Regions from separate parts of the Mus musculus genome. Here regions 1 and 3 are each linked to region 2. A link is a loop called in an ENCODE intact Hi-C map of the cell type or tissue named here. Cell type or tissue: gastrocnemius. All regions are shown on one strand. Each heading gives the region's core, and the rest is flanking DNA. Links, peaks and the distances in the headings are about the cores only. Region 1 overlaps Cdk18 (cyclin-dependent kinase 18). Region 2 overlaps Lemd1 (LEM domain containing 1). Region 3 overlaps Gm30242 (a long non-coding RNA gene).

Region 1 (11,036 bases), core at 1,527-9,526, 120 kb before region 2:
CTTGCTCCCAGGTAGGCACTGCACCATCCCCAGCATCTTCTAAAGGATGAACTGATATTCGATAGGAAGTTGAGAAAACTGAGCCTTTTGTCCCCTGGAAATGCCCAACTAGGCCTTGGGTACCAAACACAGAACCTAGTGCTTTGGAGTCACAGGCGGTGTCTGAACTACATGGCTTTCATTCGTTATCGCTCCCAGGGTAGGATGGGAGGAAACTCACCAGGAGGAGGCTGCTCAGGAGGTTGATGCCTTCAGTATCCAACCTGCAAGGAGGAGGTGCTGGCACAGGCACAGCCAGGGGCAGGCTGGGGACCCGAGCCTCTGGGAGGGAGATCACAGTGGGGAGCAAGGGGCCTGGCAAGGGACTACCTGGGGGCGTGGCTGAGCAGTGGCTGTGGTAGGTATCGGGGGAAGTTGTAGGCTCGAAACTCAGAGATGGACGTCACACCCGGCCACGACTCTTCTGTAGGTGTCCCTAGAGACGTGGGACCGGGTAAGAAGTATAAGTGAAGGGCCGAGGCCGATATGGAGAGGGAGCAACATTGAAGAAGAAAGCAGAGTAGTCAAAGCTAGCAGGCCCCCCACCTCGGTGCTTCTGGGTAGACAGAGTTCTAGCGCCCCCTGGTGACGAGGTGGAGCGTACAGAAAGAAACTAACCTAGGAGACGGAAGATGAGGTGCAACTCCTCCTTGACAGTAGAGCCCGGGAAGAGGGGCTTGCCGGTGGCCATCTCATAGAGGATGCAGCCCACGCCCCTGCGGAAGTAAGGGCAACACTGAGGCCAGGAAGAGCAGGCACGCCTCCTAAGGCTGCTATGTGAGGGGTCCAATGGGGCTTGAAAGGCTTGTAAAACCAACCCCCACTACGGACCCCCTTTGTGAGGCCTGCGTCCCCTTAACTGCTAGGCAGGAAAAGATTCAATACTCTCAGTCTCCGAGGAGCCCTGGGCTCGGCCAGACACCTGTGCTGACTTTAAAGTTGAGTTGGTTTTCATTTTACACCAAATCGTACATTTTAACAATAAAATAGTATGTCCCCTTCCAAGATGTTCCAGGGGAGGCCTCATCCATCTACCCTCTGGTAATTCCCACCTCCACCCCCCTGGGAACCACCTCAGAATTATAGCGTTAGAGGCTCTATAAGCTTGGAGAACCTGATATATTTCAGACTTCATTTGCTAACAGCAGCACATCAGGGAGACGTGAAGCCTAAGGGTACGGATGGCCTGGTTCACTCCTGTCTGCAGCTCACTCACCACATGTCAATGGGGGTGGAGTACTCTGTGGATCCCAGCAGCACATCTGGGGGCCTGTACCAGAGGGTCACCACCTCATTGGAATAGGTCTTTGTAGGCACTGATTTGGCCCGGGCCAGGCCTAGGAACAGACATGTTACTAGACCTCCGCTAAAGGGTCCTAAAGGGTCCTATACTCAGACATCCCCCAGCATTCCTGCACACTGAAGAGGCCGTGTAACCCAGGGGTCAGACCCTCCTGCCAACCTGACCCTGGCATCAGCCTCACCAAAGTCGGCCAGCTTCAGCTCGCCCCTCTCATTGATGAGTAGGTTCTGGGGCTTCAGGTCCCGGTGCAGGATCTTGCGGTGGTGGCAGTAGGCCAGACCCCGGAGCAGCTGGAACATGAATATCTGGCCGAGAGAGCAAGAATGAGCAGCTTAGTGGGACTAGGTCCCACGTGGGAGACCCTACGCCTCTGTCTCAGGCTGGAGAGGAACGGGGACCAGAACAAGTCTCTAGGAAGGCTCCCCAATTCTGTCGCCCACCCTGAAGGCCCACCCTGTAGGCCACCCGAGGACCTGTAGACACCAGAGAATCGCATATGGGGGCAGAGTTCAGGGATGGAGAGGAGGCCGTGAGTGAGAAGAGGCTGGAGCAGTCCCTAAGACGTGAGGTGGGAGAGCAGAGTAAGGGTCCCATAGGTGGGGATGTATGTGCTTGGTCTTTAGGTACCAGAACTGGCCACACACACACACACACACACACACACACACACACACACACACACAGCTTCTCAGAAGCCTCTCTTCCCTCTGGCAGGTAAACTCAGGCTTGGTATTCAGTTAGAGAGGGCTCTGTATCCACAGCTAGACAGAAGAGGATGGTAAGTCTGTGTTCTTGGCTGGGGTGCTCAGATGGCCTCTACACTGACCCTTTCCTCTTCCCTGCATTTGAGGCTCCCGAGTGACCTCAGCAGTCGGTGACAAAGGAAGCGTCCTAAACTGGGTTCTATGGCAGATGGCTGTCATGGGAAGGTCTCTGCAGGCAGGCCCCTCACCTTGACATTGTGCATGTTCATGAGGTTCCCACAGTGGTCTAGGTACTGTTTCAGGTCACTGTCCTGGAACAGACAGACAGGTTCAGGCCTGTCCTCTGCCTGGCTGGTGGTCCAGGCTCAGGCTGAAAGGAAGCCCTGTCCTGTCTGGGCCCATGCCTGCTGGTGGCACAGTACCCTGGCCCTGAATCCTTGGCCCACTTCCGCATGAGAACTTAATTGGCAAACAAAGGCTTGGGTCCTTCCCTCAGCCCATCCCTCCCACTCCCTCACTCTCTCTCCTCCCCACCCCACTTCACCCACCCTCAGGGGTGAGCCCCAGTCCAGCTCACCAGGTACTCAAACACCAGGGTGAGGGACCGATCTGTGTGAATGAGGTCATGCAGGGTCACAATATTGGCGTGTTTCAGGTCCTTCAGCAGAGACACTGGGGAGACAGGACCACTTGGGTCCCCAGGCCCACCAGTACCTCCCACTATCCCTTCCTGGGGCCAGCAATGGCCCTCCACCCAGGCTCCCACCAGGTGCAGGCTGCTGAGCCCCTTGTCCCAGAGGCCTGGGGTGCAGACCCGGACATTGTACCCTCTCGAATAGCAGTGCAGGGCGCCCCTTCCTCATGCTCCAGCCGGATCTCCTTCAGGGCCACGAGGTTCTCTGTCAGCTTGCTGCGTCCCTTGAAGACGGTGGCATAGGTACCCTGCGACAGGGGAATCCCTGGTCAGCCCCAGATCATCCTGCTCACACTCTCCCTCCCAGCCCCACCTCTTACATCCTAGCTTGGGCTAGGATTCAAGCAAGCTGGGTGCCCTCTGTTCAGATTCTGTTTGCTCCAAAGTCTGCTTTCTCTTAAAGTGTCCCTATCGAGTCCCCGGCTGGAACGGACTGCGTTTGTCCCTCTGTTCCCATGTTGCGGCCTCTCTCTTAGCATAACTCTGCCTTGCTCTTAGATTATGGTGATGTAGCCACTTTTCTGTCTCATAAACCTATACCCCCTCCAGGCCACCAACCCTGACACAGGACACCAAAGCAGTTTAATAACAGTGTCCTTGCTGTGTGCCAGGCACTAAGAACCGTACATAAGCTTCTCCTGGTACCCTTCCATACCCCCAACAGTAGTTATTTTCATCCTTTGACAGAGAATGAAACTGAGGCATGAAGAGAGAGAGAGCGAGCACAGGACACGCTAAGGTCATGGAGCAAGCAAGTGGAAGACATAGGATTCAAATCCAAACCATAGCTATTTGAAAGGGGGGAGAAAGACTAGATCCTGTGCAGAGACCTCTGTCTTCAAGAGCAGGGCATAGGGCATCTAACACCAGCTCTGGAAGCTAGGCAGGCTGCTTGGGCAAGTAGTGTGACTCCATGAACCAGGAGGCATGGGGGGGGGGGGGGCAGAACAGAGTCAAAACCATCCTACCTGCTGCCAGAGAGAGCAATGTTGGTCTCTTACCTCCCCCAGTTTGTCCAGTTTCACATATGTTTCCAGTTTCCCAAAGCCGATATCTGACTGGGAAGGAGACACAGGGGACGGTGAGATTCAAAGCCCCAGCAGACCTTCCTAGTCAAAGTGAAGGAAGTGAGACACCCCCATTGTACAGAGAGGAACCAAGGCTAACATCTCAAGCAAGGACAGCTTCAAACCCTCCTTTTTCTCCTCTCCCTTCATCCTTGTGAATGCTGAAGATCCTCTGGAAATGGGGGCCCCTCTTCCGAGAGTCGGATATGAGTACACTGAGCTGCCCGGCCTGTCCGCCCGCCGCCTACCTGCCTGCCTGCCGGGCTCTCTTGCTCAGGTTGCTAGCTCCTCTGTCACTCTCTACTATGTGGGGGTCCACTTCAGAGCCCAGTTCCCTAGTCATCAGTTCATCTCGTCTAGCTCAGGATAAGACGCGTCGTCGTAATAAGATAGAGCTGAGACCCACTTGCCAGAGCTAGACGCTCCTAACGGGCAGCTGGGACCTAAAGTCTGGGGGTGAGGTGGGGGTGTCGGTGAGTCTTTTGTTTCTTTGTGGTTGGCTTTTTGTTTGTTGTTTTGTTTTATTTGGGAGGTCTTTCATTTTTATCAAGCATTATATAACATATATGTGCTATATAATATACTGTGTGGCCTTCTGGCAGGAAGAGATGACCATAGCTGGGGGGTTTCCCTCCTTTGGGGAGGTGTGAGTTTGTTTGTTTGTTTTTTCTCATTAGTCAGGAAAATGTTTCCCTCATCAATTTTCTTCAAGGCGCTGGACACAGAGTATCGACTGCCTATCTCTCTCCATCAAAGATCACTGGTAAGGAAGTCTAGCTGCTCTCTAGACCTTGTTCCCACCAGTGAACTTGTGGACGCACACAGTGGCTATTTTGGGGGTGACCATGCTTATGTCCATGATGGTGAGGCCAGGGAGAACCTTGAACCACATCTCTGCATAGTGAAACACAACCTGAACCCTATCCAGATACTCCTGGTTTTGTTTTGTTTGTTTTATTTGTTTGAGGCTGTCTTACAGCGTACCCTAGGCTAGCCAGGAATTACATAGCCCAGGTAAACCTTGAATTCTTAACAGATGGTTGTGAGCCACCATGTGGTTGCTGGGATTTGAACTCAGTACCTCTAGAAGTGCAGTCAGTGCCCCTAACCGCTGAGCCATCTCTCCAGCTCAAGCCTTGAATTCTTAACACTCCTGCAACAGCCTCCCAAGGAATCCTGGGAGTACAGACATGAGTCCCAGCACTGATTTAGTGGCCTTAACTAGGGAGACCCTGGGGTTCCCAGGGGATTTGGGGGCTACTTGGCTTCATGCATTGACTTAGAGAGACCGCTTATTAAAACCCTCAGGGGGCCAGCAGGTGGCGCCAGAGGCATAGGAATCTTTCTGGAAACCACTGTAGGCTTCAGCTGGCACAAAGAAGGCCATACTGGTGTCTCACACCCTTAGACTCACCAGGGAGGCACGGCGGGACATGCGGGTGAGAGGCTTGGGCAGCCCTGGGTTCTCCAGCTGTAGCTTCTGCAGGAATTCCTGGGGTAGGCGGATGTCCATGGGCAGAGAGAGCCTCTTGTTGAGGTCCTGAGGTGGCAGAGATGGGATGGGAACATCATGTTGGCCCCAGAAGGTCCTTGCCTCTCATTCTGGATCTATCTGTCCATATAAGGAAGGCTAAGCCTCAGGCTCACAGTTACCTGAGGGGCGTACATTTATGAACCTGCAAGGATTACTGTGTGACCTTTAGAAGGTTTCTTCCCCTCTCTGGGCCACAGTAGAACATAAATAAATCTCATGCCATCACAATGTAATTTTGTAAGCACAGTTTTTTTTTTTTTTTTCTATTCTTGGCACGGGTATGTGGGCTATAAAAACAGTCAATTGTCTAACCAAGAATGTTTTAGCACTTGACATATATTCTCACTGAACCCCCACCATAAGCTGCACCAGTTTGAGCCCCCCAGTGGCAGGCTCTACAGCAACCACCCTGCTAAATTTACTGCTGTGGACGTGTGTGACCCATGGAGCCCGGGAGGGGCACCCTCACCTCCATGGAGAATCGGCGCTGGTTCTGCCGTTGTTGATACTGCATGCCAGGAGACAGCTGCTCAGGCTCATCTGTGCCATCTGTGGGGGAGAAAGCGCCTGATGACAGCCCACAAGACTGAGTGGCATGTCTGAGTGGGACAAGTGTCAGTCCCTACCTCCCACCCAGAGTATGTGAACAGCCCAGAGCACCCCCACCCCTTCTTCCCAATGTCAGCTAGTCATCAGGGTCACAGGGAGCCTGGGTGGAAAAGAGCTAGGTGGCCTGACCCTCACCCTCATTCGTCTGAGTGTGGAGTTGGTTGAACTGCTCAGTGAACTCAGCCAACGACTCCTCAATGGTCTCTGGGCGGGGCACGGACAGGGAAAGCCTTCGCTTGAAGTTCTTCATCTTGTTCATGATCAGCAGGGGTCCAAGATGGGTCCTGGGACAGAGAGGAGAGAAGAGGGCAATGTGGACAGTCTGGACCCATGGGAGCCAGGCTCTGCACGGGGCATGCTTAGGTCACTCAGACCAGAGCCACAGCTCCGTGATTGCAGGCTCTAACCCTGTTCCTTTCTCCAGTGAGTCTCGGCTATCTTCTGACTATGAACATTCCCTCCCCTGCATCACAGCATCAATGGCTATAGCTACAGGTTTGCAAGGGGCCACTTCAGACATTCAACCTCCAGGGGCAGGAGGTCTAGACATCTCTGGGGCAGGTTATCTGAACTGCATGGCCCTCGGGCCATCTCTGCTCTTTCTGAAGGAGCCTAACTGGCTGGTGGCTGCTGGCCACCTGTCAGCAGGTTGCAAACTCCATGATCCCTTTTACTGATACCAGAACACATCCCCTCTCTGGCTCATCCTGGATCCTTAGGAAGAAGATCAAAGGACAGTAAATGCATGGCCCAGCTCTACCTCTGCTCCAGATGCAATGTGCAAGTCAGGGACAGCGTGGGAAACTCAGCCAGCCCAGGAAAGGGGAAACCTGCGCTGCTGGGCCCTCTGTTGCTTCAGTCCTTTGAGCAGGCCTGGATTCCCTGGGCTGAGGACACAGTGGGGCAGAAGGTGCCCTGTTCTATGGCCCTCTGCATGCTGTTTTCCACAGGTAGACCCTTTGTTCTTCTCTCTCTCTCTCTCTCTCTCTCTCTCTCTCTCTCTCTCTCTCCTCTTTCTCTCCCTCCGTCCCTCCCTCCACTCCTTCTCCTCTAGCTCTATTCTGAGATTGTCTCACTGCGTATCTCTGCCTGGTTTGGAACTCATTATTTAGACCAGGCTGGCTTAGAACTTAGAGAGATCCACTTGCCTCAGCCTCCTGAATGCTGGGATTAAAGGCATGAACCACCGTGCTTTTCCTATAGGCTCATCCCTCCACCTGCTTCATAGGCTCTCTCACAACCATATCTCCATCCTGCTGGGCCCCACAAAGCCTTCACCTACAGTGGGGCTTCAGAAACCAGAGGCTACATAACCCTTTGACCTCCCCATCCTAGCCAGGAAGGCACTAGGAAGGCTGTTTAGGAGGGGCCACCTGCACTCCTCCCTGGGCCTACTTATAAGCCACTTCTGGAGGATGCTCAGGCCTGCGGCTGGCTAGCACCCAGTTGCCAAGGCAACCAGGCCCCTCCTGAATCCTCCTGGTTTAAAGGATTATGGGTCAGTAACATGTTTGCTTTGCCTAACGATCATATCCTCCATCCTCTATGAGCTTTGAAAAGGTCCGCTCCCTGGCACTCCACGCTCCAGGCTGCCCCTACCACCACTGAGCTGGGCCCTCAGGCTCTCCTGACCCAGGCCTGGGCCTTTCCAAGCAGAAGGCTCTGATCTGCCCTGCCAGCTGAGCCCTCCTCTGCTGAGCAGCCTGCAGTCCAAGTCAGTTCAGCACACGGCTGATGGAGCATCTCCTGATTACAGCACGGTGCCAGACACGAGGTTACAGTAACTAACCAAGACCCCTGTTCCCAAGGAACTCCGGTTAACGATGGCACTCTGCTGCGGGCTCTCCCCAACTTCCTTGTCTTGCCTACCTGGGTTCCTACTCTTTTCATTTCTTCTAACAGCCTCAGCCTGCTCTCTGCAGAACTCTGGGAGAAAGCTCCCAGAAGACAGCCACATTGCTATCTGCCCTATCTGTGGCATCTAGCTGAAAGGACCCATAGAGGCTCTAAGGAGGCAACGAAGACAGATGGGCTCAGTGACAAGAAGACTTGTCACACCCTGCCTGGTAACTCTCATTCCCAGCAAGACCGGAGGACAGCGATCACTCTGGGTACATGTCCATTGTTGTCCAGGTGTGCTGAATGGCAGAATGACCAGAAACATCAGAAAAAAAAATCCAAACCACCAGCTTCTGGAACTGGGGCCTGGGATTAACGCTTGGGACTGAACCTAGGGCCTTGCGAGGAAAATGCCACCTTCTCCTCACTATTAAGATTTTTAAAAAATATATGTATATGTGTTTGTAAGTATACCTGTGTGTGTGTGTGTGTGTATGTGTATATATATATATATATGTCACATGCATGCAGGTACCCCTGGGGGCCAGAAAGGGGAGGTGGATCCTCTGGAACTGGAGTTACAGGCATCAGTGAGATGTCTGGTATGGACTCTAGGCAGGGGACTCAGGTCCTCTGGAAGCACAGCAGACACCCTCGGCCACAGATCCATGGTGCCAGCCCGTTCTCCTTTGGCAATGGGTATTTTGATGTAGCCCTGGCTAGCTTTGAATTTCCAGTCTTCCTGCCTCAATCTCTCCAGGGCTACGATTACAGGCTTATCCCTCCAAGACAGGCAGAAGATATATTTTTAAGACAGTGTCTCCAATAGCCGGCATGTAGAGACATGGTTGGCAGGATCTGGGGTTCAGGTGAGGGCTAACTGTCAGCTCATTCTTCCAAACTGTCATCTGGGTTAGGAGGGGAACCCCCAGACCTGCAGAGGATACAAGAAGGAGACAGATACTGTGGCAGGAGTCCCATAAAAGAGGACCTGCTCTGACTGGAGAACATATTTATACTCTAGGAGTAAGCCAAAGGGAACTGTGTGTGTGTGTGTGTGTGTGTGTGTGTGTGTGTGTGTGTGTGTGTGACCATAGCTGAAGGGACATGGGGCACATGGCTAAGGCCATTCTAGTGGAGGCAGGAGACACATGCCCTTGGCTGCTCATGGCTTCAGCTCTACAACCAGAGCCGTCTTTAAAAAGTTCTCCCTACAGTCATCCTATAGTGTGGGCTTATGGGATTGTGTGATGGATTTCTGGCTCAGGGATCTCCCAGTAGCTGCCATGATTTACACCCAGGCTTTTGTTCCGGGTGGATGACTTCTTCAAGACAAGGACCAAGCCAAAATCCCATCTGCTCTAGGGTTCAGTTAGGAGCAAAGAGCCAATAGCTGGCCTAGGACGGAGTGGGGGATGGAACAAAGAGGAAAAGCTGGAAATGCAGAACGGGACCCAGGCTCTTAGGCTTAAGGCTTGACCTGAGCAGAGAGCAGGGCTACTGCACAGCAATAGCAACCAGCTGTTCTCTCTGCTGGAGAAGCGGCCAAGAGGAAATGGCTGTCACTACAGCATGAGGAATGGAGGTTAGATGTAAGGATAGACTTCCTGATGGTGACATGAACACAGGCAGCAGGAATGGTGACCAGAGCAGAGAGTGCCTACTTCTCTCTGCTGGGGACAATTAGGGCATTGAACATAGTGGGGTCTTGGGTGTGACAGGGCACCCAGGGCAGTGAATGGTTTGTTGTTTCCCCAGCTCAAGACACAAGATGCTCTGATACAAGATGCTCTGTCACTGTTGCCTTGGGAGAATCAACTCCTCAGATTTGGGGGCTGAGGGGGAAGGGAGACAGGAAAAAGGCCTGTCACCTTAGTGCTGTCTGCCCCTCATCCCCAACAGAAAGGGACAGAAAGGCTCAGTGTGACCCAGCCTGAGGCCCGCCCAGGGCCAGGCACAGTGTGGCCTTTGTCCCCAGGCCAAAGAGCCATCTGGGTCTGTCCCGTGCAACTGGTGCCAGGGAAAGAGAAGTGTGGTGTAGGGGTGCCACCCAGCAGGGTGTCATGGGGGAGGTCACAGCGGAGGCCCCTCAAGAGAGCGGTAGACTGGGTAGGCAGACCCTAGCCAACCTGCCTCCTACCTCTGGCCCAGGTACAACCTCCTTATCTCCTAGGCACACAGCAGCTGCCAGCACTTCCTGTTGGTGCCGGGGACAAGGGTGTCACAGGGGAAGGGAGGAGGAGCCAGGCCTGAGGGAAAGAGAGGCCTTGCTAGGCCACTGTGCACCATGAGAATACAAGAAAGGCCAGACTCTGAGGCCATCAGGGAGCCAGCGAGGAGGAAAATGGTGTTTATGGAGAGCTATAGTTAGCACCCACAGACTACAAGAAGGGACCTGCTCAAATTGAGGTAGCAATTTCTGGGGTGTCGTGCCCATCACAGTGACATCGCTCCCCACTTCTAGCTGAGGTCCTCCCCAGTCCTGTCCCCTCCCTGAGACCTAGGTTGCAAATGATTTTTCCTCCCTCAATCAACAGGTAGGCAGGCATTCTGCCACTGAGCCTCACTCCAGCCTCGCCTTGTACCTTTTGATGGATGTACAGCCAGTAAAATGGGTAGGATTGTAGATGCCAACAGGTACAGTAGAGGAGAATCCAGTAGGAAGGACAGAGAGCGGAAGAGGTCTGAGTTTAAACAGGGTGATTAGAAATGAGGCTGGAGAGATGGTCCAGTGGTTAGAGCACTGGCCGCCCTTCCAGAGGACATGAGTTCAATTCCCGGTACCAACATAACAGCTCACAACTCCAGTTCTAGGGATTCTGATAACCCCACACAGACATACATGCAGGCCAAAACACCAATGCATATAAAATAAAAAATAAACTTATTAAAAAGAGCTCCCTAAGAAGGTAAGACTGCAGACGCTCAGGGTAGAATGTGGAGGGGGCAGGTCAGTGGGAGAAGAGCAGGTGCAAAGGACCTGAGGCAGACCTGAGTGCTAGAGAGAGAGAGTCTGGGGTCAGAGTAGGGTAGAGGGAATGCGGAGCAAGCTGTGTGGAGAATCTCGGCATCCAGGAGGATGGGAGCAGATGAGTGGCAAGATCCCACTGATGACTGAATGAACTCTCTCTGACTTCCGTGTCAATAACAGACTGTACGTGGGCAAGCAGCCCCAGCAGGCAGCTCCTGTAGAGACCCAAGTGAGAGGCAGAGGACTGGGCCCAACATGGCAGCAGTAGAGGAGGGA
Region 2 (8,000 bases), core at 1-8,000:
TTTTTAACAATAGCAAAATCTTCCAGATTGGTTTTTGCCCCTGACTTCCCAGTCCTACCTAGCATAGTCCTATCAGCAGAGGCTTAGCCACGCCCACCCGCTCACTTGCTCCACCCTCCGGAGATGCTCCGTACTTCCCACGGCTTTCCTCCCTCCTCGCCCAGTGGATGCACCTGGTAGTTCCTACCTTGTCTCCTCAGCCTCCATGGCAGCTGCTTCTCAGGCCCGGAGCTCTCTCCATTCTTCTCATTTCCGGCTTTCTTTTCCTCCCACTGTTAAAATCCTGCGATTTTTGTAAGAAATGCTTCAAAGGCCACTCATATGAATCCCTTTGAAATGATACCTTACCTCTTTCGATAGCTGAACCCTCAAAGGGTCCTGTGTCTGACAGGAGCCTAAAATGTACTCCGCTAAGCCTATCACACACGGTTTTACCAACAAATAGGTTAGTTGCAACTGGATTCTAGCATTTAAACTACCTGAAGAACTTAAGGAAACAAAAAGAAACCCCAGGTAAACACGCTGATAGCGACTCCCATTCAAAGACAGCTCGCATTTGATGAAGTGATTCTGAGCAAGCACGGCATTTTCTAAAAGGATTAAAAAAAAAGTCTACTAAATGGCTCACTAAAGGAACCCTTTCTATTCACGAAACCCCAGGTCCTCAGAAACCCTTTTGTCTAGATCTCACAGAGATGGATACAGTAGGGAAAGCAACCTGCAGACTTAAAACACCTCATTTTGGAAGAAGCGGCCTGCAGTCCTTGCTTTTACATAAACCTGAGACAAAGCTGCATTGGTATTTTCAACTGGTGATAGAATGAAATAGGAAGTGGTGATGACACAGACTCCTTTAATGTGAAGAATTTATATAAGCCGTTTGGACTCTTCAAAGGGCCCCATGACATCTGCTCCACTTTAAATCTGGAGGTGCAGGTATGTAAGCGTCAGGGTCGCCACGTAAAGATGGCAGCGAGTATGTTTACTTAGATATTTGTATTTGGACCACTATTCAGAACTGTGGTCGGCACCAGATAAACTTGTCAATGTCTAGGAAGGGGGGGTTTGCGTTTGTTCAAACCATTCCTTCACTTTAGAGGGGTCTGTAGTGAAGTACAGCTATCCTGAGACTCAGACTCTGACACTTTGCACACCTTCTTAGCATAGTGAGCGTGTAGTTTTGTCAACGCACTTACATAGCCTGCTGATTTAGCCATTAAAACCACTCAAAAAAGCCAGGTCAGGGCTGGGGCGCAGCTCAGTAGCTAGCGCATGCCTAGTGAAGAGCACAAGCGAGCCTGGTCCCTGTGTAGAAGTCAGCAGTGCCGTTCCTCTGACAGGGACTGGAAACAGCTCATCTCTCTACTGCTGGGGGAGAGCTAGGTTTGTAGTTATAACTCAGGCTCCCTGTCTCCTCTTTCAAAGGAATTTACAGTCGACCGAGAAGTAACAGCCTCCACTGGCAGCTTGTATAAAGTGGGATTTGAGTACAGTACCTTGTGATTTATCACCCAAACAAGGATGAAGAATAAAAGGGAGTCACTAGTCAGGGAGACTGGAACAACAAGAATAAGGCAGGACGGTCTAGGTCAGAAGAGGACACATGGTCATCTGGGTTTAAGGCCAGTTCCCAGGACTGAAGTATTTGTGTGTGCACGCCTCACTTTGAGAGTGAGGCTGTAGGTAAAAGCCAGAGGACAGCCAGGGAGCTCCTGGGTGTGGGCGTGAGGTGGGGGTGTCTTTCTGTCTGTCTCTCTCTGTCTCTCCCTGTCTCTCTCTGTCTCTCTCTGACAGAGCCTCCATACCCCCTGTGGGGAGGAGGATCCGTTCATTTGCCACCTTTCCTAAACCACCATACCCAGCTATGAAAAAAAAACAAAACAAACCTTTAAAATGTGCTCTAAACACAAAAAGGCGCTTCAAAAATATGGGCGCTAGAGACAGACACCCTGGGCTCAATCTCAGCTCTGCCACTCGCTTCAATAAGTCCCCACCCTTGCTTTGTCTGAGCTTACCACCCGAAAGTGGGTTAATAACGACAGCCTCTGCCTTGTAGTGAGTCTCGGAGCTTGAGTTTAAGCTTATAAATCAGACTGGGGATGTAGCTTGGAACAGAGTAGTGATGACATCTAATAAAAGGTACTTAGCTACAAGTAAAAGCTATTGTTTTTGTTAGTAGGATTGTTCTATAAAAAGTACACTATTTAATTATCTGCAATGCACAACAACATAGTTAGTGAAAAAAAAATAAGGAAATGGAAATAAGATCTTCAGTACTGGGCTCTGAATGATGCAGAATATGACTTACCAGAGTGCCCAGAGGTATATTTATATAAGTAATTATTCAGGCATAATTAAAGGCTGCTTTCTGCATGTAACCAAGCAGGCTGAACTTTTAAAGCCCCATGTGTATAATAAGCAAGGCATGGTGGCACATACCTGTAATCCTAGCACCTAAGACATTATGGCAGAAGCACTCCAAGTTCCAGGCTAGCCTGAGCTACATAAGGAGAACTCTGGCTCAGAAAAATAAAATAAAATAAAATAACAACCAGAAAAGCTTATGTGCCCCCTGGATTTGAGGAAACTTTATATCTATATCCTTTTCTGTTTGCTTAAACATTTTTTAGATGTATTTATTTAATGTATATGATTACACTGTAGCTCTTTTCAGACACACCAGAAGAGGGCATCAGATCCCGTTAAAGATGGTTATGAGCCACCATGTGGTTTCTGGGAATTGAACTCAGGACCTCTGGAAGAGCAGTCAGTGCTCTTAACCCCTGAGCCATCTCTCCAGCCCCCTTCTTTGAACATTTTAAAAATTAAGTTAGTTTGCACTAATTTCACAGGTACATAGTGGCAAGGGTAGTATAGAGAATTCTGTGCTCTTTTACCAGGCGCGGTTGTTACTGTGTATCAGTTTTGCTGTTCCCTGGGTTGTGTCTCTGAGCCCTCGTGAGAGCAAACTGCACAAGAAGCCCCCAGCCCTCAGACAGGTGCTCTGCTGTCCTGCTCCAGAGCTCCACCTAGAGCCAATTGCACCCCCAAAGCACAGACCCCACCAGGCTTCAACTACTGTTTCAACAATATCCTTTTGCTTCCTGGTCAGCCACCAATTCAGAAACAACTGTCACGTCTAGATCTCTGGTCTCTTCAGTGTCCTACATCCTGGCACAGTGGTGCCTCAGTTTCTTCCTATAACTCATGCCCTGGTCAGTTTTAGAGATCAGTGCTTCCATTCTGTTGGGTTAATATGCCCTACTTCAATTACAAACTATTCTTGATATCAAATGCGTGTGTGTGTGTGTGTGTGTGTGTGTGTGTGTGTGTGAGTGCGTGCACGTGTGCATGTGCATGTGAGAGAGACCTATATTCCAGAAAGAAATGGACAATTCAATTCAATTTTGATAGCTGCCTGCAGTTAGCACCAGCTCCCACAGGTTGAGAGCTCAGTCTCCTAAACCGTGTCATTGTAGGTGACAATCCCAGTCCTTGGCTCTGCTGTGCTTCTGATGAACCAGCTATCTCCGTTTCTATGACCCCTCTCATAGACCTGATAATCTGTGAGAATGACTCACAGATCTCGGGAAGAGTTGCTGGATAGTTTTATGTCAGCTTGACCCGTGCTAAAGTCATCTAAGAAGAGGGAACCTCAATTGGGAACTGGAATCCAATAAGATTGGGCTGTGGGGGCGTTTTCTTAATTAGCGATTGACTTTACTATCATTTCCTTCCTGAGAACATACATCTATCGTCATTTTATCAAAGGGAATTTCCTGCTGTCCTTCCCATAGGACATTCATGGGACAGCGTCATGGGCAGTAGACACCATTCATCATAACTCATGAGCCTAGGCATGATTTATTGGAGATGATTATTGATCGTGGGATTTCTTCCCTGGAAAAGCTTCTTGGCTCTCCTTATAGATGAGGAAATGTACAGGAAGGAGGTGATGGGCCCACGAACACAGAGAAAGCCGGAAGAAAAACTGGAATAGAATTTCTATTTCCAATCTTCATCCAGTTCTATTAAATGACTGAAGGGGAGGAAAGGTGGCCTTCGTGATGAAATTGCTCCCCCTGCTGTCTGTTTTTAGGCACTGCAGGAGGATTTGGGCCAGGTGTTTACCAGGGCAGCAAAGACCTCTTTCCTTTGATTGGTGGGTTTTTCCAATTGCACACCAAGGCTACGGATCACAAGTCAATGTATCTAAATATGCAAATGAATGGATGGAATTTGCCTAACCAAAGAGTAAAAAAGTTGAGTTCCACTAAGCTGGGTGTGGTGGCCCACGCCATCAATCCAGCTCTTGGGAGGCAGAGATGACCTGGTGTATGAGGCCTGTTCAAAGACAGCCAGAGCTACCTACATAGTGAGACCTTGTCTCAAGCAAGCCAACAACGAAATTTAGCATTGCTAGATTTAATTTCATTTAACTTTTAGTTTTTTGGGATAGGGTTTCTCTGTGTAGCCCTGGCTGTCCTGGAACTAGCTCTGTAGACCAGGCTGGTCTTGAACCAGAGTTCTTGGTCTCAAGAGTTCTGGGATTAAAAATGTGTGTGCGCATGCTCTCTCTCTCTCTCTCTCTCTCTCTCTCTCTGACACACACACACACACACACAACCAGACACACACAGAGCTAGATTTAGTTTTTTATCCATGTGGTGGTGGTCTGTGGACGTGTTATTCATGACTGTAAATGGAATTTCTCTTGTTAATTTCTGATAAGATTGAGCATCTTTTCTTATATTAATTTTTCATTTGTACTTTGACATTTATGAAATGCCTGTTCATGTCTCTTGCCTTTTTTAGTAGACTGTTTACCTTATTGGTTTATGGGTGTGACTTAGATACTGTGGCTATCAGTTGTTTCTTGGCGATGGATGTAGCAATACCCTTTAGTTGCCTTGGTTTGTCTTTTCACTCTTCTCTTGCCTTTCAAAAATGTTTTGTTTTTAAATTACTTTAAATTAGTTTATAGACAGCTCCCAAAAAGAATGTCTATATGGTCCTTATCCAGCTACATAGTTTTGTTTATTTGTGATGTAATGTGATGTGTGACCAGCCAGTTGCTGTTGGGTGATGTTGGGTGTTTTTCTCAGTTGCTCTGGGCTTTATTTTTTGAGGCAGGGTCTCTTTGAGCCTGGAGCTCACCATCTGACTACAGTTGCTGCCCAGGAGCCCATGAATCTGCCTGTCTCTCTGCCCCCTCTGTGCGAAGCTTACAGACAGCCATCGCACCTGGCTTTTACATGGATGCTAGGGATCTGAGTTCGGACCTTGTGCGTGCATGGCTGACGCTTTGCCTAGTGTGGTGGTTTGAATGGGTCTCCCCATAGGTTCCTATGATTGCATACATGCCCCCAGTTGGTGAAACTGTTTGGAAAGGCTCCAGAGATGTGGCCTTGTTGGGGATAGTGTGCCACTGGAGACAGGCTTTGAGGATTCAAAAGCTCCTGCCATTTCCAGTCTTTCTCTACCTTATCCTTGTGAATGAGATGTAGCTCTCAGCTAACTGCTCCAGCGCCTTGCCTGCCTGCCTGCCTGCCTGCCTGCCTGCCTGCCTTCCTGCCTTCCTGCCTTCCTACCTCTCTTTCTGCTTGCCTGCCTTCCTGCCTCTCTGCCTGCCTGCCTGCCTGCCTGCTTGCTGTCATGCTTCCTACCATGATGGTCATGAATTCTAACCTGTTAAACCATAAGACCCAAATAAATGGTTCTATAAGCTGCCCTGGTCACGGCATCTTATCACAGCAATAGAAAAGTAATCAAGACACTCACAGAGCATCTCCGCAGCCCCCAAACGGGAATGTTTTATTATGATGAAACTCAACACAAAACCAAAGGCTTCACAGCACACAGTTCATAGGCGATTAATGCCCTCAGAATGTGGAACCAATGCCTTGATCTAAAATACCTCCCACCCCATCTCCATGCAGTCCTATGGTTACGGTAGAAAAAACAAACTTCAGACTTAAAACACCCAAGGCTGGCAATCAGGGCAGTCTGAACTCCCCAGTCTCCTCAGCCACACACCTGCCTTGTGTTCCCGTGGTGTTGTCTCTTCTGGATATTTCAAATACATTAAACCCTTCAGTGTGTGATGCTTTTTAACCTTATACAGGGTTTCTGAGCTTCATCCACATGGTTACATACATTTCTCTCAGCACCACCTTGCTTGGAATATTCTGTTACACGTATAAGCCACACTTTTATTGTTCAACACCTCTTCAGGGACATTTGGGTGTCTTGATGTTTGGGGTATTGCGAATTGTGGTGCTATGAATGTTCTTGCTCAAGCGTTTGAGTGCATGACTGCAGTGCACTGGAACCTGGCAGAGGACTCGCTAGGCCACATGGTAGCTGTGTGTTTAACTCTCAGGGGAGTCACCAAGCTCCTTTCTTGAGCTGCTGCCGTAGGTCACGTTCCCACCAGTAACATGTAAACTACCGATGACCCCACTTCTTTGCCAACACCTGTTGTTGTTTTCCTCTCTATTGTTCATATTATCTTATAATCGCCCATGTATATTAATTGTCCGATTCCCTGGGTTCTATTGTGGTATTTCCATACACATGTACAGTGCATGTTGATAGTATCTGTCTCCTTTCTTTCTATCTTCTCTCTTCTTTTCCTTTGAATGTCCTTGTGGTTTCTGGTTGGTTTGTTTTGTTTTCAGAGACAGGGTCTCATACTGTAGTCCAGGCTGTCCTCAAACTCGTGAAAGCTTCCTGCCTCAGCCTCTCGAGTGCTTATTGCAGGTGTGTGCTACCACACCTAATCCATCTTCATTTCTTGTGTTGTTATCTGTTTGTTTGCTTGCTTGCTTGCTTGCTTGCTTGTTTTTAAAGATAGAGTCTTAAGTGGCTAAGACTGGCCTGTTACTGGCTATATAGGTGAGGAGGTCCATCTCCATCCCTGAGTGCTGGGATTACAGATATGTACTACCATGCCTAGTTTTGAATTGAGCCCAACTCTGTGTATGCAAGATAAGTACTCCTAATGATGAGGTCATTTGATTTGGATTTCCCTTATGATTAGTGATATTGAATATATCTTCATGGGCTTTTTGTCTGTTTCAGTATCTCCCAAATACTGAATATTTTCTTTCTTCAAAAGGAAGACAGTTTTTCTAAATCCTTTGCTTATTTTGAAAAGGGGATTTTATTTTTTATGTTGTTGGGATGTCAAAACTCTTTATATATTGTAAGTCTTTTTCAGAATATGACTTGAGTGTTCTTTCTCATTCTAAAACCTGCCACCTCACGATCTCCGTGATGCCCTTTGGTGCAGAAATCACGTGATGATTCATAACTGGATTTATCCAGGTACCTCCCCTCTGTGAATCCCTCAGCTTCTTATATCAAGATGTCTTTTTATCAAGTTTGGATTATTTTCAGCCATTAGTTCTTCAAATATTCCTTTCAGGCTCACTCCACCCTTCTCTTTCGGGGATTCTGATGGGATGGATGGGTGTGAGATATTTGCTTTAGGCTCCCTGTGACTCTGGGACCCAGCTAATGTCTCTTGGTCTGCTCTGTTGTTGGGTGATTTCTTTTTCTCTGTCTTAGAATTCGTTGATTCATCTAGTGGGGCTTTTTTTTTCTTTTCTTTTAATTAATTTCTAGAGTCCACACCTGGCTGCTTCCCATAGATTGGGTTTCTGTGTGGAGAGTCTTTCTGTTTGGCTGGGACATGTTCAATGAAGCACGTTATGATGGCGGCTTCAAACCCCTGGTGAGATAATTGCGGTGTCTGTACTATCCTGCTGCTGATGGCTACTTAGTCAGTGTTTTAGGGTTTTGAAGCTCACACCAGGAGCTCTCAGTTCTCCTGCTGAGCACCTACCTGCTTGACTCTCAGTCCCATACAAGCCTTCTGTCTTGGCAGACCTCTCTGACTCCTTGAGGTGGCTGGTCTGCCAGGTATGGATAAAAGTTCAGATTCAACCCTCAGGAGAGCCATTGTGTGTGCATGTGTGCATGTGTGAGTGTGCATG
Region 3 (11,036 bases), core at 1,879-9,878, 80 kb before region 2:
CAGGTTCCACTGCAAGGCAGCCAGGAGCAGGGCAAACTCCAGGATGTGGGGATCTCTGCCACACATCAGGGTGCAGCTCCATTCCCAATGGGACTCTGTGAGTCACAGACCACAGAGCCACTCCAGAGAGAAATGGTGCCTGGCCGTAGGAGGGTCTGGCTTAGATGCTCTCGGGACTCCTGTGGCCTTGGCAGTGGGGTTGATTTCTCCAAAGTCTGCTTTTCATAAAAAAAAAAAAAAAAAAAAAAAAAAAAAAAAAAAAAAAAGTGATCTGACTACTTCTAGGGTTGTGTGGAAGTTCAATGAAATATTGTTTATGAAACGTCTAGCATGGACTGGGGACATGGCTCACAGCTGTGCAGCCACGAGGACCTGAATTCCCAGCACCTACAGTGAAAGTAGTGTAACTGTGCACACACATGCCTCTAACCCTAGTGCGGGGGTGGGGGGTGGGGAGGTTGGGGTGGGGCAGAGACAAGGGAGATTCCCTCAGGCATTCTGGCTAGCTCTGGATTTCAGTGAGAGACACTGTCTCAAAGGAATAAGGTGGTGGTGGTGCACACCTTTAATACCAGCTCTTGGGAGGCAGATGGATTTCTGAGTTCAAGGCCAGCCTGGTCCACAGAGTAAGTTCCAGGACAGCCAGGGCTACACAGAGAAACCCTGTCTCAAAAAACAAACAAACAAACAAACAAACAAACAAACAAACAAACAAACAAAGGAATAAGGTGGAGGTCGATAGAAGACACCAAGCATCTTCCACTGGCCTTGTGTGTGGCTGTCCAGGAACTCACTCTTTAGACCAGGCTGGTCTCAAACTCAGAGATCTGCCAGCCTCTGGCTCCTGAGTGCTGGGACTAACCCCAGCGTCTGACTAAATTCTTCAGACCACTGGACAAAAGTCCCTGCGCTTTCTCTTTCCTGTGTCTCCCCCACAGGACATAGCTCATCCTGGGTCTCACTTTGGGTTCAGTTCCCTGGACCTAGAAGGATTATGGTGTCCAGCTGGAACCAAAGCTCCATCTCTCCCTCTTGTGATGCCCCGAAACACAGGCTCTGCCCTCCTCCAGCATACTTCCGGCTCTTATAAGAAATCAGAGTCAAACAGAAGTGCATCTGCCTTTGGCCATCTGGACTCTGCAGAGTGATGCATCCAAGGAGAGGGACTTCACCCAAAGCTCGAGTCCTGGTACCTGGCCATCAAGAAGGATCTCCCCAAATGCCACCCGCTTGATTAGGGATCAAGCGCCTTTCAGAGTGAGCAGTCTGCGGGTCCCAGGGGACTGTGGCAAGGGCTCCTGGAAGGGCAGACAGAGGAGCTGAAGCATCAGGTCGGGAACCAGTTTGCAGGCCTGCGCACGGGAGGCTAGCCTACCACCGCCTTTCTCGATTTTTACTGCTCCAGGCCTCTGACCTCCTCGGTTGTCGTTTAGTTGTTTTTAGATTTCTGCTCCCAGGGGTTCCTGCAGATGCTAATTTGGCAGTCTGGCCTCCTTATTCTGGAGAAGCCGAACACCCTGACTGCCCCGAGGACCAGGGTGGGGGTGGGGGATGGGATGGTGGTGGGAAGGGCTAGAGTGGGGATGGGGAATGGGACTGGGCCACTTTCCTTTTTAACCAATTTTCTAGGTCTAGGGGACACTGGAACGCCAGCTTTCCCTTTTCCTGGTGCCACCCACTGTGAGGGCTGAGAGAGGAGACAGATGAACAAGTTGCCTCCGGAGAATCTGCAAAGTCAGGCAGAGAGAATCTCAGGACTCCAAGATAGGAAATTCTTGAGCAGGAAGTCACCACTCTCCGAGCTATATCGAGCCTCTCCTCGGGCCAGAGCAAGCTCCGCGTCCTTTTTGCTTGTCTGAATATCTGATGCTGTTGGAAAGCAGCACGTGGGTCAGGAGACCTGGGGGCAGCTTCTAGCTCCAAGGCACAGAATTAGGAAGGAGTAAGATCAAAGAGCATCCCTAAGGGTCTCAAACAGGCTGGTGCTGGGAGGGGGAGGCTGGTGGAGGGGGAGCTGACCCCAGCCAGGCACCGGCCTTATCCCAACCACCCCACCTCACTATCCAAAACTCAAGGCTCCTGGCATGCAACACTGCTGCTTCTGCACTTAGGTGAGTCCCAGGCTTAGATCCTGGGAATGAGGGACCTGAAAGCTCCCATTCAGGAATGATCCTAAAAGATAGTCTTTTTTTTTTTTTTTTTTTTTTTTTTTTTTTTTGAGACAGGGTTTCTCTGTTGTAGCCCTGGCTGTCCTAGAACTCACTCTGTAGACCAGGCTGGCCTCAAACTCAGAAATCCACTTGCCTCTGCCTCCTAAGTGCTGGGATTAAAGGCGTGTGCCACCACTGCCTGGCAAAGATAATCATCTTATGCTGGACCTGGTGGTGCAAGGCAGGAAAGTCACAAGTTCAAGGCCTGCCGAGCTATAAAATGAGTTCCAAGATCAGCTTGGGCAACTGAGACTTTCTCAGCCGGGCGGTGGTGGCACATGTTTTTAATCCCAGCACTTGGGAGGCAGAGGCAGGTGGATTTCTGAGTTCGAGGCCAGCCTGGTCTACAGAGTGAGTTCCAGGACAGCCAGGGCTACACAGAGAAACCCTGTCTCGAAAAACAAAAACCAAAAACCAACAACAACAAAAAAAGTGGAAAAAATTAATTGTTTTAAATGTTTCTAAGCATTCTCCAAGTGTCAGATACTTTCATGTTTACCCACTTCTCAATCCCATGAGCTAATGCCACCAGTGTTGTATTTTATAAAAAGAAAGAAACCAGGGATATGTTTGGTGGAAGTGTGGGAAGGGGGGGGGGGAAGGGGTTCTTCTGCGAGCCCATGCTGAGGCATCCCTTCACCCCGAGGGACCAGCCACGCCACACTATAGTATAGAATAGAGTTTATTCAGGACATAGAGAGGGGAGTTGAGAGAAAGGCAGAGAGAGAGAGAGAGAGAGAGAGAGAGAGAGAGAGAGAGAGAGAGAGAAGAGAGACGAGAAGAGAAGAGAAGAAGAGGAGCAGAGGTCGGTCATGAGCACATGGAGAGAGAGGGGAGTGGGGAAAGAGGGTAAGGAGCGAGAGCAAAGCAAGAGAGAGCAAGAGAGAGGGCTGGAGAGATGGCTCAGCGTTTAAGAGCACTGACTGCTTTTCCCAAGGTCCTGAGTTCAAATCCCAGCAACCACATCATGGCTCACAACCATCTGTAATAGGATCTGATGGCCTTTCTGGTGTGTCTGAAGACAGCTATAGTGTACTTAGACATAATAATAAGTAAATAAATCTTTAAGAAAAAAAAGAGCAAGAGAGAGAGGAGGGGACAAGCAGAGCCCCTTTTATAATGAGTCAGGTAACCGTGGGGGTGGAGCTTAGACTAAATACCAATAATCAGCATTGTCCATATATATATTCAATTGTTCATATATCAGACATATCCATATATTTCATAATTAGTTAATTAATTAGAAATTCTCAGGCTGGCCTATAAACTCAAAATCCTCCTGCTTCTTCAATCTCCCTAGCGTTGGGGTCACCCACATGCTCCACTATGCCTGGCTCTGTCTCTAAGACTGAAACGTGAACACAAGGCTCCATAGCTAGTAGCCCATCCATTTGAGATTTGGACCCAGGGACCTGGATGTGTGTGTGTGTTTGGGGGGGTGGGGGAGGGGAGCCAAGGATTGCGGCTTTGAGATTCTACCTCAGTGTTCTCATCCATATACCAATTGATCCTATCCAGTAAGTTTTTAGTTGAAAAGCACTAGAACAACCACTTCCTTCTGACTTAGTGTCCCCTTTCCTGCCTTGTAGGACACAGTTGCCCGAATAGGAAGTAAACAACAGCATCCCTTCTCAGGCCCGGAGAACGCTGCTCCATGGCCTCTGCTGCCACCTGCTGGTTGTAGAGAGTAAGATCGGTCTTGGGGCATTTTTTTAGAGTTTTCTCTATGTGACGTCATCCTTTCTCCTTAGCTATGGGACCATTTCTGGTGTCATAGGACTATTTGACTCCCAAGCCTCCTTCTCTTCTGAGATCCAGGTTGGTAAATCCCAGTGCAAAAGGCTCTACCCCTTCAGCACCCCATAACTCCCCCCCCACACACACCGTCAAGTAGCATGCTTCTGAGTGTAGACTTGGCCAGGGGGCTGCATATTTATCACACCCAGAGTTCCCCAGAGGGAAATGATACAGACCCTGCTCAGACTGGTGGTGAAGCAGGGTTAAGATCCAAACCAGAGAGGTGATAAAACTGTTGCTTTCTCTAGCATCCTGTGTCGCTCCAGAGACCCCTAAACCAAACAGAGATGGAGGTGAGAGCCCAAGGTTTTCGGAGTAGTTGGGCACAGGCTCTACGGCTGAGGTGTGGCCTGAGGCTCCCAAGAGTGGAAACTAGAAATGAATTAGGTCCCACGAAGAGAAGACAGAGTGGTGGGCAGGACCACGAAGAAACAGAACAACGAAAAGGGACTGAAAAGGAGCAGTCAGACAGGAGCTGAACATGAATGAATTTGGTGGAGACTCCCACATCTTAGAGCAAAGTTTGGGGGTTTCACCCAGCTTCCAGGTTTTTGTTCGCCTGCAAGCTAAGAGCAGTTACACTTTTTCTTTGGGTTCTAAGTGCTCAGCCGCTCCAAAAACCTTGGGCTCTCACTTCCATCTCTGTTTGGTTCAGGGGTCCCTGGAGTGACACAGGATGCAACAGCTTTATCAGATACTTAACAGAACTCACGGCTCTGGACAAAGTTTTTCATTTAAAAAAAAATGCTTGAAAAAGATATAAGAAGCCGGGCATGGTGGTGCACGCCTTTAATCCCAGCACTCAGGAGGCAGAGGCAGGCGGATTTCTGAGTTCAAGGCCAGCCTGGTCTACAAAGTGAGTTCCAGGACAGCCAGGGTTATACAGAGAAACCCTGTCTCGAAAAACCAAAAAAAAAAAAAAAAAGGTATAAGAGATAATTTTTTTTGTAATGACTGAAATAATACGAGGCTCCAATTTCAACGTCAGTTAATAAAGTTTTATTGGCACACAGCCATGCCGTTAGGCTTTGTCCTTGACTAATTCCTGCTACACCGGTGGACAGAGGTGGGTAGTTCCAACACAGGGCTCACAGGTTTAGAGCATTTATTATTTGTCCCCTGACCTCAAAGCTTGCAGTCCTTTACCCTAGAAGAAAAGGGTGGTGGGCCCTGGAAAGAAGGGGGACCTTGAGCTTCTGATGGAGGTGGGGACACAGGAGCAGTGGCCTCTCCAAGAGCCTTCCTAGATTCTGCCACAATAAAAACATTCCCCACTTAAGAACCCGAATCTTCCCAGTCCTGTTTCCCACAGCCTGATCCACCACTACGAAGGCAAGTATATACCTCTAACTCTTAAGATCTCTATCAGCACAGGGAAAGATAATGGCAGACCTTGAAGGTTTGTTGACACTTCTGAAAGATACCAGCAGCTCAGCGGCTTGTGAGGTGAATGTACTTCCAGGCTCGGCCACTAGAGGGCAGGAAGGCCCTGCTGGCTGCTCGGAGGTCTGCAGGATTCCCGACCTGGGAAGAGATGCCCTCCCCTGCTGTTTACAACCGTGCCCTTTGATCAGCTCACAGCCTGCCAAGGACCAGGCTAATGCAGAGCTTCCCACTGCGTCGAGGCAGGTCTCCTTCTTGCCTTTTCTCTGTTTCTGCCTTGCAGAACAGACTGACGGGAACCATGAAGGTAAATGGTCCCTGCACAGGTCTATATCATATAAAGGACGCTTTACTCACACCCCAACACCGGACCGTTTGGCATAAATCTAACTCCATTCTCTCTTCAGAGAATATCCTGCCTCCCTCCCACCAACCCATCCTTGTTGATAGGGCTGTAGGGATCCTGAGGATGACCTGTTGGGCGAGGGAGATCGGCAAGAGGGAGGCAGGCCAGAAGGTGCAGTTCCAGAGGTAGCAGGCACCAGGGCACACAGCTGCCATGAGGAGTAGGCTCTTCTAGACAGCTCGGCATTGTGGTGTAGTGCCTGACTGCTGAGAACACACCGCTGCAAGGCAGCGGGGCTTCCCCACAGGTAGATGCCTGGCATGGCCTGACAGGTAAGGAAAGTAGAGAGAACAGCTCCAGGAACCAGCCACTTTAGCTCAGAGTATACTGAAACACCTCACTGAAACAAGGGCGCCCACTGCGGGGCTGTGATGTTCTGGGCCCTGTGGGCTCTTTGCCATACAGGATGGCGAGCCAGTCAGGAGAGTCTAGGCTATTTGTTCTCAGAGGAAAACTCTCTCAGTTCAAAGTGCTGCCTGTCACATCCCCCACACCCCTCCACCCCAGACTCCACATTCCCAGCTTCCCCTATCCAAGCACCAACATGGGACTTGTCGGTTGGCTGCTTTGCAACTCCTGTTGCAGATCCCCACGGAATCTCCTTCAGCCTGCCGCATGTTCACTCTGGGGCTAGAGTCTCACTCCATGATCTTGTTACATGGAAGAGAATGCATCCCACAGTATCAGAGAAAACCTTGGAAAGCAACATCTTTACTCTGAAGAGCCTCTGAAGAGCTCAGGGGCTGGCAGGAATTTGGTGGAGGGTCTATCTTGCTCCTCCAGAGGAGACACATGTTGCAGGAGGGCGGGGAGGGAGGACGCCACACCAGGAGCAGAGGGTCTGGGAAATTCAGGGTTCTTCAAGAAATGGTGGTTCTGCTGTGAAGGAACAGGGGATGGGGATGGGGGTGGGGGAGGAGAATGAGACAGGGAGGGAGGTACCGGGGAGCATGAGGTAGCATCTCTATTATCTGGGTGACCTACAGGGTAATAATGTCCCAGGCTGAACCCAGTGACCTCCTGAAGACCTTTCTCTGTTCCTGCAGCCTGCCTGGCTGGTGACACACCCTCCTCTAAGCACCCTGCCAGGAACAGGCAAATTCCCCCTCGCCCCTCCCTCTTCCCAGCTCAGCAGTCCCTGCCAGCTCCACAGTTTGCCAAGTTTACCTCTCAGTTTTCTCAAATCCACCCCAGCAGCTCCCCTTGCCTTGCTCTCAGCAAAGGCCTCCTGTCTCCCCTGACTGCTCCTGTCCCTGGGGGATGGCAGGCTAAAGGGATTCTGTCCTTTGCCTTCTGCCTGCCTAGGTAGCACACTGTGGGGTTAGGTGCTAAAGCCAGACGCCTTAGGTTCAAACCCACCCTGCAGATTCATAGCTGGGCAAGCCCACTTCATATCTAGAGAAAGCGAGTCTCATTAGTTGCTGTTCCTCATTAGCAAAATCAGAACTTGACAAAATAGGTCTCAGACCTGCTGGGAGGAATACCGGGCTTTTCTATGTGTGCGTTCCTAGCTCCAGCTTCACTACCTCTCCTGCTTCCTCCTTGCTCTGTGCTCAGTCCTCTTCTTCCTCCCTCCCCTGTCACTCCTCCCTCTATGGACCAGCATGTTCTGTCTCCTTCCTCTGCTCACTGCATACTACTGGCCCCATCATGGTGCCCTGCTTCCCTGGTCAGTGGCCTCTGCATTCTTCTTGCTCTCCCCTCACCCCCTAAGATTGTGTGCCTCAGACCCAGGTCCCCAGAGTTCTCAGTCTTGTCTGCCCTTGCAGCCATTAGGGGATCTTGCAAGTGCAGCTTGCAACCACAGTGCTTGCAAGCACTAAGGGATCTGTGAGCTACAGTCCAGGGATGCTTGCAGCATCGGAGCACCACCTCTCTGTACCTGCTCCACTGCTTAGGGCACTGAGGATGCAGTGAGGACCAAGCAAAAAGGGATTATACACCATGGCCTCCAGGTTCCCCTTGGGGCTTCTGAGCAGAGCAGCCAGCAGTGGGATGGGGCAAAAGGAAAGGAACGCCAATCTGGTGTGGCCAGAGGCTCTGGCTCTGATTTTCCTTTGGCCATGAGAGGGTCCTGAGATCCTTGGGACTGTTCCCACCGTGATGTAACAGTGTTTTCTGAGCTGGTATTAGAGCCAGAACTAAAGCTAAGCCACACAAGCCAGGAGCCCAGAGACGGGTGATGTCTGCTAGACTAGTTGGGGTGGGGGGCAGGGCTATGATTCATTCATTCATGCTTTTCCCTCATCTAACCCATCCTTCAGAAACTTTGTGCATATGTGAATGTGTGTGCACATATGTGTGCTGGTGTGCCATGAACATGGAGACACCAGGCATCAACTTTGGGCATTCTTTTCTCTACCCTGGTAGCAAGCCCGTAGGATCTGCCTGTCTCTCTCTTCTGGGTGGCCGTGCCCTGCCTTTCATTCGAGCGCTAGGAATCCCAACTCAACATCCTCACACTTTTGTGCCATGAACAGCCCAGTAATGTTTATGTTACCATGGCCACCATAATCAGTCCCTTCTGACAATGGAGCCCACAACCCCCTGCTTGCTAGGCAAACATCTCCAGAGATTCATTCCTAGCCTCACGCACTAATTTTATTGCGTCATTATTTGGGGAGCTGGGTATGGCAGCAGGTGCAAGAAAGAGAATATTGGATAATACTCCCTCTGCACTGACACCCCCCCCCCCGCCATGTAAATGTCATGAGGGACAAGTGTCAGGGAAGGAAGCTGCACTGTGCACATCCTAATGGAGTAGGACAGCAGGCTGTTTGCCACTCAGTGGTGATATCATTGCCTAAGACTGTCTCTGTAGTCATCCTGTGACAAGGCTCAATCCTGACCTGCAAGATTTAACTTAAGGTAGCGTGGTGAGGCTGCCAGGCCGCTCCGGCTCTAAGAGTCCAGAGCCAGGATCAAGCTGCTCAAGGTATCTGAAAAGCAAAACCCAAGATCCAGCGTTGCCCAGTTGCCCCCAAGCAGCTGCAACCTCTGCCTCTGTGCCTCTCCCCTGTGTTCACCTAGTACAGATCAAACATTTTATAAACCTTGGCCCAGAAGCTGGACAGCCTGCATTTTAATACCACTTCCACCCTTTACTAACTATGTGACCGTGGACAAACCTCCTAACCTCTCTGAGCTGCGGTATTGCCCAGTAGAGCCTGCCTGTGGGTAACTAGCTCTGTTTAATGGGACCTGCACTTGCTTTTGCTACATTGCATGCTGTGAGTCTTGTCTTCCTGTCTCAAGGCTCTAGAGCATTAGGATATAGTTTGATGTCTTCAATCTTCTTCATGCCCCAGGGAGTGGCATGGAACTTCGCTCAGAGCAGGCTGGCCCGAAATACTTGTTGAATGACTTTAAACGATCAGTATAAGTGTTGGCTGAAGTCATTGCACCCTGGCTCTCCAGGAGTGGGCAGGGGTCCTCTGCAAGTCACAGGGAGCTGGCAAGGGCAATGCCAGGCCATCTGGCAGGGAAGGGCAGGGTAGGTGTATCCTCTGAAGCAGGTGTTCCAGGAAGGAGAGTGGAGCCAGCCTAGAGGATTGACTGGCCCACCACCGAGCTTCTGGACCTGGGACAGAAAAGGGACAATCCGCATGGCCCTTCTCGGAGGAGGGCAGCCTGCCAGTTAAGTACCAAAAAAGGCTACCTTAGGAATTCTGAGGCTTCAGGAAAGACAGGGTACACCTGGTAGTTGCCACAATAAAGAAAAGAGGGTGGTTGTGCCTTGAGGGCAGAATATGGAGTGCTGCAGAGCCGGCCCCCTGAGAGGCAGGGAAGTGGAGAGGCCCTTCAGTGTCCCAGCTGGCTCAGGGCTCAGTCTCCAGTCACACTGTGCTTCTTGGCTTCCTGGAGCACAAAGAGGCTGCCTGCTCTCGGGTCTGGAAGCTCAAGAGATCCTTGGGTAAGCTCGGGTAGGGCAGGGGCTCCTGGTGCACCTCCTGGGAGGATAATAGCACAGTCTCATGGGGACTGTGTTCTGAGTAAGTTGAAAACTAGGTTTCTTCTTGTCTAGTTATGTGTGAGGCCTTGAGTCCTGAGGTCAACTCCAGAACCTAAAAAAGAAAAGAAAACAAAACAAAACAACAACAACAAAAAAAGATAAAGCAGGATACAGGAAGGATCGGAGGGGTTTCTTTGTGAATGGTCAAGAAAGATACGGAGTGTTTGATTTCAAGTGAGGGCAGTTGTTCTCCTGCTCATACCTGCCCATACCTGCTTAGAAAACAGCTAAGGCTAAACCTCTGTTTTCTTCTCTCAGCCTGTAACCACAATAGCTGGAACTGTGGATTGGACCAAAGGACCCCAAGAGGCAGAGACTCACAGGAGCGGCTTGCTCGAGCATGCACCCTTTGTTCATTTTGTTACCCTGTATTAATGTATAAACTCATGGACATCATTTCTACATTTTGATTATTACACATTCTACTCCAGTGACCATGTGTGTGCAACTGCTTGTTTAAACATGTGTTTTCCATGGGAGTGGAAGTGCTGGGTCATAGGCTAACTCCACGTCTTACATTTTAAAGAAATTGCCAAACGGCGTCCATTCCTTATCTATCTATAGACCTATCTATCATCTATCTACCCACCTATCCATCTTTCATCCATCTAACTATCTATCCATCTACCTACATATCTATTTATCTATTTTGAGTTTTTGAGACAGGGTTTTCTCTGTGTAGCCCTGGCTGTCCTGGAACTCACTCTGTAGACCAGGCTGGCCTCAAACTCAGAAATCTTCCTGCCTCTCTGTCTCCCAAGTGCTGGGATTAAAAGCATGCGCTACCACTGCCCAGATAAGGTTTTCCTTCCTTCCTTCCTTCCTTCCTTCCTTCCTTCCTTCCTTCCTTCCTTCCTTTTTAACATTCATTTATTTATTATAAGTATACTGTAGCCGTCTTCAGACACTCCAGAAGAGGGCGCCAGATCTCGTTACGGATGGTTGTGAGTCACCACGTGGTTGGTGGGATTTGAATTTAGGACCTTCGGAAGAGCAGTCAGTGCTCTTAACCGCTGAGCCATCTCTCCAGCCCCCAAATCCCCGCCAAGGTTTTCTTAATTAACCAGTTTGTTTGGGGTTTATTTTAAGTCTTGTTTTTGAGAAAAGGCCTTGCTCCATCTCCCAGGCTGCCCTGGAACTCTCCATCCCCTGCCTTCATCTTCCTAGCACTGGGATTACAGAATGCATCAGTGTGCCCTTGCCGAAGTAAAGTTTTCTTTGTAGAATG

What was found. Hi-C counts contacts between places; a loop is a spot of excess contacts. Peaks named below come from ENCODE experiments on the same cell type or tissue, not always from the same donor. Only the 100,000 strongest peaks of a DNase experiment are listed, where the experiment ranks them.
Region 1: a loop joins it to region 2, with 4 times the contacts of the local background. A loop is called at or near these places in 15 of 42 quality-filtered maps.
Region 3: a loop joins it to region 2, with 8 times the contacts of the local background. A loop is called at or near these places in 27 of 42 quality-filtered maps.

What each region holds. Positions count from the first base shown.
Region 1 is chr1:132,116,227-132,127,262 of GRCm38, forward strand. Cdk18 (cyclin-dependent kinase 18) reads right to left here. Exons shown (of 16, transcript NM_008795.2): 2 at 6,086-6,234; 3 at 5,811-5,890; 4 at 5,222-5,347; 5 at 3,742-3,798; 6 at 2,874-2,988; 7 at 2,624-2,718; 8 at 2,295-2,357; 9 at 1,524-1,647; 10 at 1,256-1,376; 11 at 658-755; 12 at 370-475; 13 at 221-263. The coding sequence starts at 6,209. Among named protein-coding and RNA genes, the nearest start is that of Cdk18, 18 kb to the right of the region's middle. In gastrocnemius, for the core only: a CTCF peak has its summit at 5,120 (motif pointing right); DNase peaks (open chromatin) are centred at 5,138, 5,872, 7,571 and 9,175.
Region 2 is chr1:132,233,654-132,241,653 of GRCm38, forward strand. All of the region lies in intron 4 of Lemd1 (LEM domain containing 1), which reads left to right. Among named protein-coding and RNA genes, the nearest start is that of Lemd1, 11 kb to the left of the region's middle. In gastrocnemius, for the core only: a CTCF peak has its summit at 121; DNase peaks (open chromatin) are centred at 115 and 4,098.
Region 3 is chr1:132,152,069-132,163,104 of GRCm38, forward strand. Gm30242 (a long non-coding RNA gene) reads left to right here. Exons shown (of 3, transcript XR_387381.4): 2 at 1,054-1,257; 3 at 1,630-2,074. Among named protein-coding and RNA genes, the nearest start is that of Gm30242, 7.0 kb to the left of the region's middle. In gastrocnemius, for the core only: CTCF peaks have their summits at 3,883 (motif pointing left) and 5,485 (motif pointing right); DNase peaks (open chromatin) are centred at 3,874, 5,500, 6,014, 6,948 and 1 more place; H3K27ac peaks cover 686 bases.